2 separate regions of the Homo sapiens genome follow, and region 2 is linked to region 1. A link is an interaction called in ENCODE POLR2A ChIA-PET data of the cell type or tissue named here. Cell type or tissue: GM12878. All regions are shown on one strand. Each heading gives the region's core, and the rest is flanking DNA. Links, peaks and the distances in the headings are about the cores only.

What was found. Peaks named below come from ENCODE experiments on the same cell type or tissue, not always from the same donor. Only the 100,000 strongest peaks of a DNase experiment are listed, where the experiment ranks them.
Region 2: POLR2A ChIA-PET joins it to region 1 with 5 read pairs; 2 of 35 experiments call an interaction of 5 or more read pairs at or near these places.

What each region holds. Positions count from the first base shown.
Region 1 is chr6:20,789,599-20,792,524 of GRCh38, forward strand. All of the region lies in intron 8 of CDKAL1 (CDKAL1 threonylcarbamoyladenosine tRNA methylthiotransferase), which reads left to right. Among named protein-coding and RNA genes, the nearest start is that of CDKAL1, 260 kb to the left of the region's middle. In GM12878, for the core only: no CTCF peak of the experiment used is centred there; a DNase peak (open chromatin) is centred at 1,750.
Region 2 is chr6:21,129,399-21,132,324 of GRCh38, forward strand. The region is part of intron 13 of CDKAL1 (CDKAL1 threonylcarbamoyladenosine tRNA methylthiotransferase); the gene reads left to right. Among named protein-coding and RNA genes, the nearest start is that of LINC00581, 380 kb to the right of the region's middle. In GM12878, for the core only: no CTCF peak of the experiment used is centred there; no DNase peak of the experiment used is centred there.

The DNA of each region.
Region 1 (2,926 bases), core at 261-2,760:
TGTAGGATTCTATTGCCCTTTCTAAAAAGTACATCTTGCTTATCCGATTTCTAACAAAACTATTTAATTTGAAGAAGGGAGAATGAATTTGGATAAAAAGCAAAAATTTAAAGGTACTCAAATTTAGGCAAACCATTAAAGCAATCTTAGTTTACAGTTAATTGGGTAGAATGGTCAACACTTTCTTCAGGTTAGTTCATGGAGTGGATATGCATTGATAGAACAACTTAGAGATGCTTTTACAGTTGAGAAAGCTCATTATATTTGTTATCTTTAAGAATCAGCTTATTTATTTCATATGTTTGTTCTTTAAGAAGACCAAAGAGCCCTGCAAATGAATGTTGATTTGTTTTTTTGTTTGTTTAATTTTTTTGTAGAGATAAGATCTCACTTTGTTATGTTGCCCAGGTTGGTCCTGAACTCCTGGCTTCAAGCAATCCTCCTGCCTTGGCCTCCCAAAGCTCTGGGATTACAGGTGTGAGCCACCACACCTAGCCGGGACATCAATTTGTTAAACAAATGTAGTTGAACATAAAAAGATGAGTTCATGTGGTATTTGCCCTTGAGAATCCCATAGAAAAGCACAAAACAATAAAGTTATAAGCAACAAGCACAAAACAATAAAGTTATAAGCTCACATTGTATGACGGATTGTTTAGATGAGTTGGAGAGTGCTTCCATGGAAAGTAATATTTAGGCTGTGTCTTAAAATATCTTATAGGTGGATTTAAAGGCAATTTAAGCACTGGTGGGGTGGGGGGAACCAAAACAAAACCCATAAGCAGTGGTTATTGCATTGTGAAAAACCATGTCTTACACAGAGAATGATGAGTCACTGTGGTGGTGTTTTGAATAAGGGAATGGTCGGAGAAAGGTAGCTTGAGAATGCTTGGGCTCCGAACTTGGTGACGCTGGATTTTTCGTGGCCACTTTGCCAACCAGAGACCTCCACAGCCAGTGATGCCCCCTGATCCAGGCCTCACTCAGCCCTGGGCCTACCACTGGAGGCGCCCTGCCCACTCGGTCCACCTGTGCTATAGCATTCGGTGGTTCCCAAGCTCTTGTCCCACATCCAAGAAGCATGAGCTTACACTGACAATTAGAAGGGTGAGGATGGGCAGAGAAGAATTTTCTTGAGTGATGGAACAGCTCTCAGTGGACAGGGGATGCAGGGGGTGGTCCCCCCACCCCTGTAGTTGGGTGGTTTCTCTCTCTCTGTGTGTCTGGGTCTGGGGCTTTTTAGGGTCTCAGAATGGGGAGTGCATGCTGATTGGTTTGTGAGTACACAAAAAAGGTTAAAATGAAGGCACCATTCAAAGGTAGGCACGACAGTGTAGAAAACCAATAAGGAAAGGGTAGGTTAAAGTAAAATTGGTGGAGGAGGGGGGATCAATCAGAGGGAAGTGTGCCAAATGAGAAGACAGGTTCTCAATCCGGTCCGTGGATTTGACTTGTAGCTTGGCTTTCAGGCTTTAAACTGTCTTTGGTTTGAAAGTGGGGTTTCACTGGGGACCCGACACCCTCTGCCTAGGCATTTGTCTGCCTCCTGCTGCTATCATTGGCATAAGTTATTCAACCTCTCTATAGGTTTCAGTTTCCTCATTTATAAAGTGATGATGATAATAATAGTGTTGTGAGAATGAAAAGAGGTCACAGGTTTAATCAGCACAATGCCTGGCACATAGTATCTGTTCAATATATAGTATTATTAACTTTATTACTATGATAGCTATGAGAAGGCAAACCTCAGGCTTACGTAGACTGCTATTTGCTTAAGGCCACAGAGCTAGTAAGTGGCAGAATTGTGACTCGAACCACATCATCTGACCAGTTTTTTTCAATAAACCATAACGTCAGTGGCCTCTAGCCTCATTTTCTGCTTCTGGGTCTGTACTGTAGTTGTTTAGTTAATTGAAAGGAAAGCCACTTAGAGCTAAAGTTTGAGACTCATCTGGAAGATAGCCTATTAAATCTGAGAAACATGCCGTACGCAGCAGAGTTTTACAGAGAGAATGGGGAATATGGGGCTAATGTAGTGAGTCTGTCAAGTGGAGGTAGGCTGGGAGAATTTCTGCTGTGTATCTATGTTGTATTGTCAGATGACTCCTAAGATGCATCCATTTTGTCCAATGGAATGGAATTTGAAATTCCTATTATGGTTATTTTAAAGGAGGGACTGCTAAATCATATAGAGATGTATGACCATTGTGCCTTCCTTTCTTGCCTTTTTTTTTCCCACTTCTACTGGAGCTAAGGTGCATGAAAGTGAGTTGCACTTGGAAGGGCACAGTAGGAGCAGATCATTGGATGTATCCAAAGAGCCACCATCTGTCAGCTTTCCTGTTGCTTTAAGAAAACTTGTTTTCCAGCCCTATCAAGAGAGAGAAAAAAAAAAACCCTGAAACTTGTGTAGCCCAACTTTAATTAAGTATAATTGAACACACATGTGATTGTGGACGAGGGCCTGTCAGTTTTTTCCAATACAAGAATAATATATATCCCATATTTATTTTTGAAACCACTTTGCTTTTATTTGACTGCATCTCAGCATGGTAGCACCAGTTGTTTTATTTTTTTCTAACCCTGACAAAGCAGAATGTTTTGTTTGGCTTTTTAAAAAGGCAATAGTGCATGTAGTTAAGACCTCATTTACTTTATCTGATGAAACAGTCTCTGAGGAGTGTCTATTTTTTGGTAAATCCACTAAGAAAACTGGGTTTAAAACGAGGTCATTTTTAAAAATACTGGTTTCAGTTTTTAAACAATGTATGTACCTTTGTGATTTGTAATGTATATTTTTGTGGTTCTTTTTAGGTTAACCTTAAAGTAAGTATTAATTGTGAGATCATATAGGTTTACAAAGTTCTTTCTCCCTTGTGAAATATATTTTATGTACTGTTCTGTTACTGCTCTTGCGGAAAACATA
Region 2 (2,926 bases), core at 275-2,774, 340 kb after region 1:
TTGTTTTTAAAACAAGTCCATTTTGGACTAGAACTGAAAGTCTCCAACCTACTGTGAGTAGAAAAAAAGCCTATGGTAAGAAGGCTCAAAAAGCTAACTGACATATGTGAACCCAGGGTAGACCTCATAATTTACAATTTCCCAACAGTTCCTGCACCTTAGAATTTTGCTTCGATGTGTGTAGACTCAGCAGCATGTTGTAGGCACGTTGATGTGTTCCAGCCATCCACTTATATAAACACTATTGTCTTATAGGAGACTATACATTCTGACTGCAGTTTACCAAAAAAAAAAAAAAAAAAAAAAAGGAAAAAATGGAGTAATTGTACTAACTCTAGATATAATACAAAATAAAAATACCTAGAGTATTTCACACATACTAATGCATTGATGGTAGATAGCTTTTTAAGTTTGTCCCTTAAATAATCAAAGTAATAGAATATTTGGAATTATTAAATGTTAGCACTGAAAGGAGTCAGGAATTTATAAGGATCAGCTTAATACAGTCCCTTTTTTTTCTACTTTTTTTAAAAATTTAGGTATGGAAACGAAGGCCCACATGCAATTGGCTAGTTAATAATAAAATGAAACCTTGAAATTATATTTGCTGACTCCTAGTCTGATATGTCTTTCACCTCACCACAGGGTGTTTGTTTTTTGTTGTTGTTGGTTTTGGGGGGTTTTTTGTCATTATTTATTTTTGTTTCTAGCTATTGTTGATTTTTAATGTTTGCATTTCACAGAACAAGAACACCCTTTTTTTCCAAGTATTCTGTGATTCAAAACTCTAGTACACTCTGCCTTGTAGCAAATTGGACCTAACTTTTTTTTTTTTTTTTTTTTGAGATGTAGTTTCGCTCTTGTTCCCCAGGCTGGAGTGCAATGGTGCGATCTCAGCTCACTGCAACCTCTGCCTCCTGGATTCGAGCGATTATCCTGCCTCAGCCTCCCGAGTAGCTGGGATTATAGGCACCCGCCACCACGCCCAGCTCATTTTTGTGTTTTTAGTAGAAACGGGGTTTCACCATGTTGGCCAGGCTGGTCTCAAACTCCTGACCTCAGGTGATCCACTTGCCTTGGCCTCCCAAAGTGCTGGGATTACAGGCATGAGCCACCAAGCCTGGCCTGGACCTAACATTTTTATAAACCCCTGATTTGCTCAATTAAATGTGAATTTCCAGGTTAGTTGACTTTGATTGGAGACCCCCATACAGATGGCAGGGGAAGTTATAGTGGTACAATATCACACAACTACTCACCTAGAGTTCTGTAGACCTACTTGAGTTTGTATGAAAGACAGCTTCTTTGGCTTGACCTTTTTACTTGTCTACTGGTGGAAAGCCACAGTAGACTAGGTCTCAGGGAACTGCCACCACCCTGGTCCCAAGGCAGACCCCTCCACAGCCATCGCCCAAAGAGTACAGTGGCTAGGGTTGGGGCAGCAAGGTAGTGAGAAGAAGGTATGGCAGAAATTGCCAATGCCAGGACTAAAAGGACCTGCCAGCTAGTGGTGGATTTGGAATTCCTCTTTCATCAGCAATACTGTAAGTCCTCTTATCCCCCAGTTTTCCTTCTGCACCAGCTCCCAGGATGGGATTAAAAGGAGAGTGTTCCCAAAAGCTACTTCCAGGGCAGGGCTTATGATATACCAAAGTTCAAAAAACAGTTACAAAACAGTAGATCCAGTGTAAATGGCAATATTACGTATATGTCTGTGCTTCCAAATTGTCTACCTTTTATATAGTATGATTTGCATAATAAGGCATAAAAGGAGTAAGTGCTACTTTTTTTCAAAAAGGCTGTGACTGGGCCAGAGAAAATTTGGATGACTGCATTGTTCAAAATCTGGTTGGCTCTGATAGATTTAGTTGTAGATATAAATATATTTTTTAATCATGTCTTCTGGTTTAAATATAGACACTGAATTTCAGAAATCCCAGTTTATGATAAGTACTGCCTTTCAGGGTGTTTGTCTCCATTACATCTAGTTCTAAAAAGATATGTAGTTCTGTATCAGTTTAATTTCAGTTTTCTTGTTAGGCCATTTTGGCGATCATTCCCCACATATTGTGATGACAACTACTTTTATATCATGTGGTGTGGTCGGTATTGTTATGTATATAACAGAAAAGTCACCATAGACAAGTCAAAAGCAATTTGATGCAAACTACCCATTATCCAAGTTTTGGTAGCAGTGAAACAGACATGTTTCATGAGAGAGGATTACTGAGAAGACAGCTGTCATTTAACATTCCTAACACTAGAAAAAAACCATAAAGCTAGATGGCTACTCTAAAATGTTATTGATCAGTTCAGAGCATTCAGTTAATTATGTTAAGTTTTCATCGATTTGAAGTAGTTTCAGGGGAGATCTCTGCATTAGTGAAATGTTTTTATTTTAAAAATATTTTTTTAAAGGAATATAGTTTACTTCTTTCAAATAATCCCACAAATTTAGTATTCCAAAGAGACCACTTTGTGATTCTTTAAATTAATAAATAAGAAATATTTTCTAAGGCATCAGTAAGACTTTAAAATGAAAACATCATTGTTTAACCATAGGAAAAAAATTTAACCTATCTGGTAGTTAAAGCAATACAAATTTAAATTCCAATCAAGTGTTATTTTCACCTATAAAATTACTAAAAATTTTTGATTTGAGAATACAGAGAGTTGGATAAGCATATAAATTTTAGAAAGAGGCTAATAGTTCATATCGTTTAGCTCAGCAAATCAGCTTCTGGAAATCTATTTTGAGGAAATAATCTTAGAGACAGAAAGATCTCTTTGCACAAAAATGTTCACTGCATTATTATCAATAATAGAAGAAAAAGCTTGAATATCCATCATTAAGGAAATTAATTATATAAGTAAATCATGGTGTACACGCGCAGTAGATTAATACCCAGCTGATAAATGTGATTTA